2 separate regions of the Homo sapiens genome follow, and region 2 is linked to region 1. Evidence: chromatin contacts called from ENCODE Hi-C or POLR2A ChIA-PET data. All regions are on one chromosome and are shown on one strand. Each heading gives the region's core, a stretch centred on a gene start or an enhancer-like site at or near the end of the contact. The rest is flanking DNA. Distances are from core to core; before and after follow the strand shown. Region 1 has its middle 14 kb from the start of LINC01040. Region 2 holds the start of LINC02336 (long intergenic non-protein coding RNA 2336).

Region 1 (6,372 bases), core at 2,105-4,604:
ATGGCTCAGGAGTCATGCATCCAGAGGCCACAAGATTTCTAACCTTTCCAATCACTCCTACGGATAATATTACTATTGTAAAATCTAAGATAGGTGTTTGAGATTTTTTTAATACCCTACATTCTGGTGGATCAGCTGGCACCACCCAGATAAGTAAAGTGGCTCCGCTCATTCTACAATCCCACTCAGGAAATAAGACCACAGAAAGAAAAACCTACTTTGACTCCTATGATTTCATCCCCCACCTGGCCAATCAGCCTTCCACACTCAGTAGCCCCCTGCCCACCAAATTATCCTTAAAAATCCCTAGTCTCCAAATTTTGGGGGAGACTGATTTGAGTTATAAAACTCTGCTTTTCTGTCTAGCTGGCTCTGCTTTTATTAAGCTCTTTCTCTATTGTGATAACACTGTTAGTAACTTGGCTCTATCTGTGCAGTGGGCAAGAAGAATCCATTGGGCAGTTACAACTCTAGGAGACAATCCATTTCCTTGTTTTGCCCATTTTTGAAGGCTGTCCTCATTCCTTCCTTCTGGCCATCAGACGGCCTTTTTTTCCCCCTCTCTTTCCTTCCATCATTCATTGTTTTCTTTCTCTGCCTCTTTCTCTGCTATCTCCTTATAAAGCCACTGTGATTACATGGAGCCACTTGGATAATCTGACTCATCTGCCTTTCCCAAGATCCTTAACTTAATTACATCTGCAAAGTCCCTTTGCCTTATAAGATGACATATTTACAGATTCTGGATATTAGGATTGTGATATTGTGGGAGTGAAGAATATGTTATTCAGTCTACCATATTATATTTCAAATGTGACGTATTCCTTAAGAGATATAATTGCATAAGTTATGAGCCACAGAACATGGCTTTTCGACTACATTCATTAGTTCCACTATAGAATTAAGAACTGACACTTCTCTTAAAAAAATATTTCTTAGGATTGCAACTGCAATGAAACAGTAGACAATTCTAGAGCCCAAGTAATCACAATATTAAATTAATGCTAAAAATTTTAGGTGAATTTGAAAAAAATGAACATGATTAACATAGATCATTTTAAATTATTGATATGTAAAATAGCATCACACCTTTCCTTTTGTGAAAATAGAAAGTTTAATCAAATGTTGTAGCTCATCTTTCAAGAGTCTCCAGTGTCATCACTGAAGAAGTGCGGGAGATTCAGTTCCACTGGAGAATTTTGAGAGCGCTAATATTATTCAGTATAAAGAATCCTTTTTTTCCTATGCTTTCTATTTGTGTTCTTTTTATTGTTTGGCTATTTTGTAAAAAATAAAAATAGAATGCAAAAAAATGCACTCATTTCTGATGGGAAACTATTTAGAACTCTAATTAATGCAGGATCTTTTTTTTTTTTTTTTTTTTTTTTTTTTTTTTTTTTGTGACAGAGTGAGACTCTGTCACCTAGGTTGGAGTGCAGTGGTGTGATCTCAGCTCACTGCAACCTCTGCCTCCTGAGTTCAAGCAATTCTCTTGATTCAGCCTCCCAAGTAGCTGGGATTACAGATGTGCACCACCACGCCCAGATAATTTTTTTTTGTATTTTAAGTAGAGATGGGGTTTCACCATGTTGACAAGGCTGGTCTTGAACTCCTGATTTCAGGTGATCCACCTGCCTTGGCTTCCCAAAGTACTGGGATTATGGTGTTAGCCACCTCACCTGGTCTAATTAATACAGGATTTGATGTGAGTATACCAAATACCCCCCATCATCTGTTAACAAATTAATGAAAACAAGACATGACCATTGAAAGGATTCCAAGCAATATAACAGAAGAATGCTGGAGGCATTTTAGTATTTTACATTAACTGTAACTTCAAAACACATCTTAAATGGAGACGTATTTAAGGTGGACTGAAATTCCCTTAAGGGATTAAAATGTGATAATAACCTGAAAATTTTTTAACAAAGTTATTAAAATTAAATAATTCAATCACTTAATTTAGTTAAATAATTTAATCATTTAATTTACTTAAATAATTTAATTATTTAAAATAATTAAAATAAACCATTACTACTTTTTCTAGTTATTTAAATAAATGCTTAAATAACTTATTTTATTTATTTATTTTTCCTGATTAGCAGTATGAGGTTTAAGGAAATCTTTTCTCACCTTGGCCAAAAATCATTGAATCCCAATACTGGTATTAGTCTAAAAATTGTATACTTGTGAATTTAATCTTATTTGAAAGTATTACCATTAGATTTGAAAGTATTATTAAAATGCCAAGGCAATGACATATTTTATATAATAAAATATTTGATAAGCTATGTGGTAATAATTTCACTAAAGTGGATGTGATATCTTTTCCTCATGTTGTTGTTGTCCTTTCCAGGAAAAAAATAATAGACTCCATAGATTTTATAAAATTGCTTATATAATTTAGGAAAAAGAAGATTCTCTCTACAAAATCAATATATTCAGACCAAGAATTCACTCTTAAATTCATACACACTATCAATCTTTAAATCTTGTTCATGTCACCTCCAAATTATAGCTCTGGGGGAATCGCTACCTTTCAGTTTTAACCATTTTAGAAAAGTCACAATCATTCTTGTTTAGGTGAATACATTGGGCTAGCTTCTCCGCTTTCTTCTCCACCCTCTCCACTGAGCAGATAGAGAAATCTTATTTAAAAATGAAATTATGCGATTTTTCAGCTTAAATTAACGGTTTTTCATTACACTTAGAAAGAAATTAAAACCTTTTCATAATGGTTACCTTTAGGTGTCAGCTTGACTGGGCCAAGGGATAACCATATGGATGGTAATACATTATTTCTGTGTGTGTCTGTGAGGGTATTTCTGGAAGAGATTAGCGTTTGAATAGGTGGAAAGAGCAAAGAGGATTATTTCCACCAATGTGAGTGCACTATCCAATCCACTGAGGCCCAAATAGGACAAAAAGTGAAGGAGAAGCAAATCCACCCTCTGCCTGAGCTGAAACATGCCTCTTCTCTCAGGCCTTTGGGTTCCAGTGAATTACACCACTGGCTTTTCTGGTTCTCCAGCTGGCAGAAGGCAGATTATGATTGTGGAACTCTCGGCCTCTTAATCGTGTGTGCCAGTTACTATAATAAGCCTCCTCTTATATATATCTGTAGATATCCTTTTTGTTCCGTTTCTCTGAAGAACCCTGACTAATATATTTTTACCATGACCTATAAATAATTGCAGGATCTAACCCAATTCAGTGATTTCATTGCTTAGATCATCCACACTCATTCACTCTTTTGTAATCACAATGACCTTTGGCAGTTCCTAGAACAAACATGCCACATTCTTCACATTTCAAAGCCTTTGCATTTATTATTCACTCTCTGCCAAACATTTTTCCACTGCCACCTGGCATGGCTGGCCCCTAGCATCCTGCAAGTTTCAGATGAAACATCATCCCTCCTGGAAGACCATCCTTTTGGTTATTCTGTATCAGAGTCACAGCATTTCCCTCACAGCACTTAAATACCCCATATTTATTTAGAGTCTTTTTTTTTTTTTATGTTTCCTGCATGAGAGTGTAATTTGACTCTGGCAAGAATCTTGAGTATCCTGCTCATTGTGTTACTCAAAATGTGGAACAGGGAGTCTAATGATTAAATTATGCTGGATAAATAAGAGTGGAGGAATGTTAAATATTTTCTTTGCACTTTACAGTATATTTTATACTAGAAAATATATGTCTCTTTCATGTAAAAAGAAAGATGAGCTATTAGAAAAGAAACAATTTTAAAATATTTGGAATATAGGGCAGAGCTCTAGAGGCAGAGAAACAAAATCAGACAAAAATGAAAAGCAAATAAACACATTTCTCCTTTCCTATTTGGATTTAATAAATATATTCTTTCGCAAATATGACCTAGCACTGGTCGAAAATGATAATGCATTTCTTGCAATGTCAAAAGCTTTAATAAAACCTAAGTAGCAGATTTATGCAGATGTTAGATATGAATTAAATCACAAAAGTTCCCAAAAGGTTTACGATCATTATATCAGCATTTGTCATATTCTTTTTTGTGCTTTTTTCTTTGCTTGAATATAGAGTTTCATAATGCTTTGAATATATTTATTTGTCAGTCAATACATATTAGTTACAAAGGGAAAATTAGTTACATGCCATAGTTGAATATAAACCTGATTTCATTATTCCACTGTTGAATACTTTTCAATAAGTTGCCATTGAGTAATAAACTCCTAGGAAAGTATTTACCATCTTATAATAATTGGCCTCTTATTGTCTCTCAAAATACCTGATGCTGACTTATTTTTTTGTTTACCTTGAAAACATACCTTTTATTGTAGCCATTTTCCTTCATTGTATCCATCCGCAAGCTTTCTCCTCATGATTCAACATTTAGCAGATGTTTAACCTGCTTTGTACAACCTTGTAACTTCCCAGGTGAATTGGGCTTTCCTCTCTGAACTCTCAATTGCATTTTGAATTCTACTCTATTCCCATCATCCCAATGCTTTCTTATTTTTATATTTCTCTTCCTTACAATTCTTTAAGCTATCTGAAAACAAACACTTTTTTCTCATCCTAGCATAATACTTAGAAAACTGTGTGTTGCAGAAAGGTTTCAGTCTTGAAATACCAAATTGGCTTCAACTGAAAACTAGCTTCACTCCTAACAGAAAAGCTAGCAGAGCTAGGAAGTTGCAGTCCGAGGGGTGGGAATTCCCTTAATGCTTAATTGCACTTCCTTAATTTCAAATTCTAATTAGCTTTAGGAAGCCTTTGTTGTTTCGATATTTCCCTTCTCATAATTTTTAATGTATCTGTAATTCCAAGAATAATAATAGGGCAGATCAGTTCTTGATGGGGACTCCTCACATACTGACAGCCTTGTGCCCTCAGAGAGCTCCTCAGACCCTGGCCATCCTGGGCTTAAAAACCCTCATGCTTTCTGTTTCGCTCTAAATCCTTTCAAATCTACTAACTGATTTTTATTTGGAGGCAGTAGTGATTCAGCTGAAAATGCACTATTTAGGATATAAGTTTTGCATCCCTGTTTAGTTTGAGAATTTATTCAATGGATGCCTTATCTTTGGATATAAATACTTAATTGAGATAGATTTTAGATACGTCCATTTTAAAATATTATGTCTATATCACAGATATCACAGGATTTTTTGTTGCCAATTTAATAAGTCAATAAATGTGAAGAATGCTGATGCAGCCATAGAACATTACGGGCAATAAATGCAAATTAGTCAAATGCAAAATTGTAAGATTGCTTACATGACATAGATGGAAAGTGTACCTCAAATTCTTAAGACTAAATGTTGTATCTGTAAAATTGTAAATAATAAGAATCATGTAAATTTCAAAATTAAAAAAATACTTTGAAGTCATTTTGTTTTCAAATTATATAGAAAATAGCAAGAAAATTGTAGTTAATTAGAAATGCCTTAGAGATATATAAATTGCACTGCTATGACAAAATGTATCATGGATTACTTATTTCTGAAAAAATATTCTTATGAAAAATATGCTTAATGAAACCATATAACAAAAAAAGATAATATTACTTTCCTCATGAATTATTCTTATAGGCATTTTCTCATAATCTAACAATTTAAGAACTATTCTATTTTTTTATTTTAATATGATTAATATTACATTCACTTTCAGATAATTACAATGTCCTAAATTTTATGAGAAGTATTTTTAAAAATTAATATGAAACAGAGGTTTAATTTTTTTGTTTTAATATAAATAATCTTAAAAGCAGTATGTTAGAGTTTTATTTTACCATTAGCTTTTCCATAACTCATGCTGCATATTCATTGGATTGCTTGCAAAAGAGACTACTTCTTTGTCAGGAATATATCTCTATGTTTTTCACTTAATTAAGAGGAAAAATTGTTTTCTCCTTGCAAAAATATACAAGACATTTAGAACGTTGCTGTTTATAGCATAGAATATGAAAGACACCTAAAGTAATCCTGATATGATTTGGCTGTATCCCCACCCAAATCTCATTTTGTTTTTTCTTGTTGCTGTTGTTATTTTATTTATAATTTATTTTTATTATACTTTAAGTTCTGGGATACACGTGCAGAACGTGCAGGTTTGTTACATAGGTATACATGTGCCATGGTGGTTTGCTGCACCCATCAACCTGTCATCTACATTAGGTATTTCTCCTAATGCTACTCCTCCTCTATCTCCCCACCCCGTGACAGGCCTTGGTGTGTGATGTTCCACTTCCTGTGTCCATGTGTTCTAATTGTTCAGCTGCCACTTATGAGTGAGAATATGCAGTGTTTGGTTTTCTGTTCCTGTGTTAGTTTGCTGAGAATGATGGTTTCCTGCTTCACCCATGTCCCTGCAAAGGACATAAACTCCTCC
Region 2 (6,372 bases), core at 2,827-5,326, 36 kb before region 1:
GCTTTTGTTCTTTCAATTGCAAGAGATACGTGGAAAAAAAGATTTCTTGAGAGATTTGTGAGGTGCAGGTTTTATTTGATAATCAGACACCACTTTAACTGAATGGAAAAGAAATGTACAGCACTTTCTATCGTTTATGCAATCTTTTTGCCCTCTTTATCCCAAAATGAGCAGTAAAATTAATTGAGGAATTCATAAAGTTAATTAAGAAGTTCATAAAGATGGCATGGCAAAGGCTTTTGACTTCAGTTGTTTTCAATTCTGGAGTAATGAATAATTCTAATGTACTCAAATATTTTTTAACTGGTGATAATTATTAGTATTTATTTGTGTTCTAAAAGTTGGTTTATTTTCACGTTTGTTGGTAGGTTTAAAAGGGCACGCATTTGTCAGTGATCACATTTTACAGAGTGCCGAGGACCAGGCTATATAATTTGGTTTATTGAAAGCCAGCAGGACACCGTGTAATTTTAGAAGCTCAATGTGCTATTGTTGATGACTATTATGATGATGGTTGATGTATTTTTTTTATTATCTGTACAACACTAATAATATCTTATTGCTTTAATTTTTCAATGCAACAAAATAAATGTTAACAGACAGCCATATGGAATACATTATATTATGTACAATATGTGCAAAAACATTTACAAAGTATCTTTTTTTGGAGACGGAGTCTTGCTCTGTCCCTTAGGCTGGAGTGCAGTGGCGCGATCTCAGCTCACTGCAAGCTCCACCTCCCGGGTCCACGCCATTCTCCTGCCTCAGCCTCCCGAGTAGCTGGGACTACAGGTGCCCGCCAACACGCCCGGCTAATTTTTTATATTTTTAGTAGAGATGGGGTTTCACCGTGTTAGCCAGGATGGTCTCGATCTCCTGACCTCGTGATCCGCCCGTCTCGGCCTCCCAAAGTGCTGGGATTACAGGCATGAGCCACCGTGCCCGGCCTACAAAGTATCTTAAAAATTAAAAATAACAAAATAATACATAGATCTAACAACATACTGAAAAAACAAATATACTCTCAAGGCATGAACTTTATTGTTTTTGCTATTTTTATTATAGAGTATCTGTCTCTTGGCTTCCTGAGAATCTGTCGTGATTAAATAGTGAATGAAAGAAACTGAATGGTATGTAATTGGCTTTTTCAAATAAAGCTAATTAGAAGTAAAGTAGCCACGTAGCAATGGATGAACATTGTAATTAAAAAGAATTGCACAGATAATCTTATGAAAATTGCAGAGATAAGGGTAGATATTTATTGTTGATGAAATAATAAGCCAGGGCTGAATTTCAGTTTTTGAGTCTCATAAGAGTAATATAGTTCTAAACAAAATATTTCTCTTTTAGCATTTTAAAAGTTATTATGCAAATATACATATAAATAATATTAATTAAATTATTTATAATTATTAGTAATTTGCTTTATTGAGTAGGTGTACAAAATGATTTTCATCAATTAAAAAAGCATGCAAGGAATTGATTTTTCAAAACAACTAAAATTCTACTCAAGCTAATAGCTTCCATTTAATACCATGAATACCTAGAAATATTTTCTCCTCAGCTTTTTGACTCTGCATGACAGATAGCTTTGTCAATTTAACTTTTTCGACACACATTTTCGATGTCGTGACACTACTCTCTGAGGGCTAAACTATGTGGAGATAAGTTATTTTAGAATATTTAAAAGATACCTTAAAATCACAATATTGCCTTTTTAAAATAGTTTATTGAAGGCATCTTAAAAATGATAAGGCACTAAATTTGCATTGTATTTTAGCCTAAGTATTAGCTTTAGAAAGTTCTTGGGCTAGGAGGCTGATCACCTCACACATCCTGGAAATATTTAATTAGCTCCTCTCCACCACACCCCTAAGAGCAATTCCTTACCATTCTAAATGCACAGATGCAACTTGGAAATGCACAAGAAGAAAAGATAGGGCATAAAGGCTTCTTTGCTGGGCACCTCTAACATGAGGATCTCAAGTGCCAAGGGCCTAGTTTTGATAATATGGGAAGAAATAGAAGAGAGTAAGTGTATTTCATCTCTAGACACCTCTTGCTCACTGTTGCCGGGAAATGTTACAGACTTTGCATCATTTGTCTGTATGTGTCATTTCATTCATTTTAAAACTCCCTTTAACAGATCTAATTTTTTTAATTGAGAGGTAAAAAGTGGATATATTTTCAGTGTACTTATCTGATTTTTTAAAACGTGTAAACATGACTATCAATAATGTAGTAAACATTGACTCTTTTCTTCTTATATATTCATATACCTAATACTTCCTAGTAATGTTCTAGTTCAGTTTTTAACTTTTTCTCTTATTATTTTGTCTTTTGTTGATACTTTATACTTTCATATTACTTTATCTATTAAAATATATTTAAAATTTATTCATTTAAAAATCGTATTATATAATTTAAGCACAATATAATATTTAACAAAGTAATAAAATTGATTCATAATAATTATCTTATCAAATTTAAAGAAAGAGGCTATATATAAGAAAACAGTACATATTCTATATGAGAAAGGCAGGGCTTGCTCTTGCTCAAGGCCTGTTTCTAGGCCATGAGACATCTTTCTATAAATTAGAAAAATGGTTCTTTTTATGGATGGATCCAGCTCTGCAACTAGAAATCTTAATGAATAGATAGCGCTTTATGTGCAGGAAAATGGTACTGGATGCATGACTTGAAGTACAGCACACAAGCTTCATTCCATCTCCTTTACTCCCCTTGGTCAGGAACCTCTGTGTAATGCAAAATTCATACATATATATGATCATATTGCTTGTAGCACTCCTTCTAACCTCTCTATAGCACAAAATTAGTTTAATTTAAAAGTAAAAGTTAGAAATAATGTCACAAAATTACTTCAACTGCAAGACATATTAGTTTGTCAGGCCAAAATTTCTACCCATATCCAACTATCCAACTATACATATTAATTCCTGCAACTTGCCTTTGCAAATGCAAAATAACTATGCTTCTTTCCATGGCAACCCCTCTGAACTGAGACAACAATCTCTTTATATCTCATTTACTAAATGTCCTTTAAAATATGTAGAAGCACATAAGCTTTCTGTAAAAACCTTAGCACAAAACGAAATAGAAAGTAGAATGTGTTCACGAACTTACTTCTCGTTATCAGCCCGAATTTAGTCTATGGAAGCCAACAGGTATTTGAACTTTCTTAGTGCAACTCTCAGAGAAACAACACAAGAGTGTGACATAATGGGCACTAGAATCACATTTCCAACAATTTTGTAAGTTTCCTATTCTCCTGGGTACGTCCCCTTAAACAAACAAAAAGTATTTAATTCACTTCCATCCAAACAAATTAAGAAAACAAGTTTCCTCTGGACTTTGCCTCATTTTGTTCTACAAATCTCTTCCAAAATTAAAACCTCTTATGACAGATATATACCCCCTTATTTTACATGGTATTACTCTTGGAATTCTATCTATAACCCTCATGATAGATGTATTACATTCCTCTCAAACTACTTGCATTTCCCTCAACTTTTGATGTTATCTCAATGAATTCTTTTCTTGCTATTCTAGGAATTTTCTGTACCATTGTGCCCAGAATTGGTTCCTTCCGGTGGGTTCTTTGTCTCGCTGACTTCAAGAATGAAGCTGTGGATCCTCGTGGTGAGTGTTACAGTTCTTAGAGATGGTGTGTCTGGAGTTTGTTCCTTCAGACGTTCAGATGTGTCCAGAGTTCCTTCCTTTGGGTGTGTTCATGGTCTTGCTGACTTCAGGAATGAAACCACAGACCTTCACAGTGAGTGTTACAGCTCTTAAAGGTGGCATGTCTGAAGTTGTTTGTTCCCCCCCTGGGTGGGTTCGTGGTCTGACTTCAGGAGTGAAGCTGCATACCTTCACAGTGAGTGTTACAGCTCATAAAGGTAGTACAGATCCAAAGAGGGAGCAAAATGTACTGTGAAGAGTGAAAGAACAAAGCTTCCACAGCGTGGAAGGGGACCGGAGTGGGTTGCCACTCCTGGCTCTGGTGGCCAGCTTTTATTCCCTTATTTGGCCCTGCCCACATCCTGCTGATTGGTCCATTTTACAGAGTGCTGATTGGTCCATTTCACAGAGTGCTGATTGGTTCATTTTACAGAGTGCTGATTGTTGAGTTTACAATCCTTTAGCTAGACACAGAGCACTGATTGGTGTGTTTTTACAGAGTGCTGACTGCTGCATTTACAATCCTCTAGCTAGACAGAAAAGTCTGGAAGTCCCCACTCGACCCAGGAAGTCCAGCTGGCTTCACCTCTCACCATTTCTCATTTCTCCATTGAAATATTTCAAAATGCCCTGTCCTGTAGCTGCCTGTGAGGTTGTAAACATCAATTCAATAACATTTATAAAGAACTTACAATGTAGAGGCCTTATGCCAAAGTGTCTTTCATATTTAACAACCCAGGCAACAACAGCAACATCATCAAGAATAAATATTATCATTTACTCTTAATCCTTTCTAGGTAATGCCCCACTTCTTTTGATCATGCCTGACATATAGAAAAAAAAAATGTGACTCTCTAAATTCCAATTCTTTTCTGCTCTCAGTGCTATATGTACAACCCAGCTAATCTCCAAAGTTTATATCCAAAGTTCACATTTCATTCTTTATTTGCTTCGATCACTTAGAATTTTGATAATAACATTCTCTTATGAAATGCTTTTCTTTGTTGCCATGACACTAGTCTCTCTGAGTCTTCTTTATATGATGAAACTTTACTACCCATGATCCAACAGACTAATTTTCCTTTACTTACGTTTAAATCATTTTTGCACTAGGTTATTTCTTAAACCCTCTTGCCTCTTCATATTCGTGTTCTCTTCTTGTGTACTCCAAAAAGAATGTCAATAATCATGAGCACAGAGAAAACCCTGTTTTCTCTCTTTGCACATTTCAAAAAGAGTAAGAACAATCAGGCATGCTATAGTAATTTTGTGTTTATTGGTTAATATTTGAAGTGTTTAATAAGAATTATTTAAAATGGTTACTCCCATCGGTATGTCTTTATGGTTATCTATAGGAATTATACTAACCATGAAGGTTTTATACAAGGATACAATTCTCTACTTTTTAATGAGTTCTTGTCTTTCCTAACAGTTGTATTGGCAGTGATTAATTTTAGTTTATTTCCCATATTAAATATAGATTGTGCATTTCAAAAGAGAAATGCTTAGTATCTCAAATGTTGGCCACTCACCCTTAGGTACTCATTTATTTTCTGCTTCTGCAGATTACTGAATTGGCTAATTACTTCAAAGCACTATGTCAAGAATTCATTTCTGTTAAATGCTGATAATGTCTGAGTAGCAATAAGCGTTTATCTACAAGATGTTTTTGTAGAATCAAAATGCCCTATATGTGTCATTTCATAACAAATAAAAGAAAAAAAATAAAATCCCAAAGCTCTTAGTGATAGTATAAGTTCCTCTGTCTACAGTGGCCTTGATTATGACAGCATGGATTAACAATCACCAAAGCCAGATATAAATTATAATTGATGAAATAAAGACAGCTGGTTCATGAATATAAGAACATAAGAGTTGGGCATTGACTGATTGGAGTGACATTTTTTGGATTAAAAAATTTATAAAATTTTTATTTTTTCTTTGCTTCAGAGAACAGAGAAAAACTGTTTTCTGAAAAGCAATTCTGCAAAAACATTGACATTAACAAAAAACACACCTGCTTGGAAAAGAGGATAACATGTTGGACAATGGTTAAATTATATTTACTTTGATATGTCTCTGGAGGTTAAATCAATACCTGTATGAAGCTTGAAGTTCACATTTATTATGGAGGGCACTTGTAAAAGTGTATCTGAAGCCTGTAAGAGCCAGAAGGACTCAGTCATATGCTGCCTTCTGTGCCTGATGTTTTCTTTTGAACTAGGGAGAGACGTGAACATACAGTCTGTTATTGTAGTTTATGCACAAAGACTCAAATAAGAAAGATGTGGGTGTATGTATAAGAAAAGGTTTAGAAAACTTGGCATATTTTCTATGAATGTTAAGAACTTGTATTACTGTAATTCTGTAAGTCTAAATGCAATCGAAGGACACAAACATCTCTATGTATAATGAGATTAACTGAAACATAATTGAACAAAACTGGAAATAAAGAAAAATCTATCAAATAATTAAGAAATAATGCTATTTTCTTCTAATGAAGTCATAATGTTCTCTCATTTTTAAATTCAGAAAGTAGTAACTCCAATATAAAGCACCTATAGCAGCAATCTCAGGCACTTCATTACCTGACATAATACCTTACAGTATAAAACTGTTGAGATCTAAAAATATGCAACAAGTTAAATCTGCATCCTTATTTAAGACAGTATT

The links. A loop is a pair of places that touch in the nucleus more often than their neighbours do. ChIA-PET counts read pairs that join two places held with the same protein, here RNA polymerase II (POLR2A). Pooled maps may share reads with other maps.
Region 2: a loop to region 1 is called in a map of endothelial cell of umbilical vein, with 5 times the contacts of the local background. The contact joins the promoter of LINC02336 here to the enhancer-like site in region 1. A Hi-C loop is called at or near these places in 2 of 168 maps with a recorded cell type or tissue (Caco-2 and endothelial cell of umbilical vein) and 2 of 50 pooled maps. POLR2A ChIA-PET finds 5 or more read pairs at or near these places in 1 of 52 experiments (PC-9).

The regions. Positions count from the first base shown.
Region 1 is chr13:89,511,778-89,518,149 of GRCh38, reverse strand. No RefSeq gene overlaps it. Among named protein-coding and RNA genes, the nearest start is that of LINC01040, 14 kb to the right of the region's middle. Within about 2 kb of position 3,354, at least 6 of the 41 ENCODE cell types and tissues checked have a DNase peak (open chromatin) inside an H3K27ac peak, as active enhancers do; they include PC-9 and endothelial cell of umbilical vein, where a contact is called at or near this core.
Region 2 is chr13:89,548,489-89,554,860 of GRCh38, reverse strand. LINC02336 (long intergenic non-protein coding RNA 2336) reads right to left here and starts at 4,076. Exons shown (of 7, transcript XR_931635.2): 1 at 3,889-4,076; 2 at 3,584-3,764; 3 at 3,145-3,302; 4 at 1,891-2,756. LINC00353 (long intergenic non-protein coding RNA 353) reads left to right here. Exons shown (of 4, transcript NR_046991.1): 2 at 1,066-1,130; 3 at 3,571-3,660; 4 at 5,650-6,067. RefSeq lists a silencer at 3,552-3,846 and an enhancer at 2,954-4,153.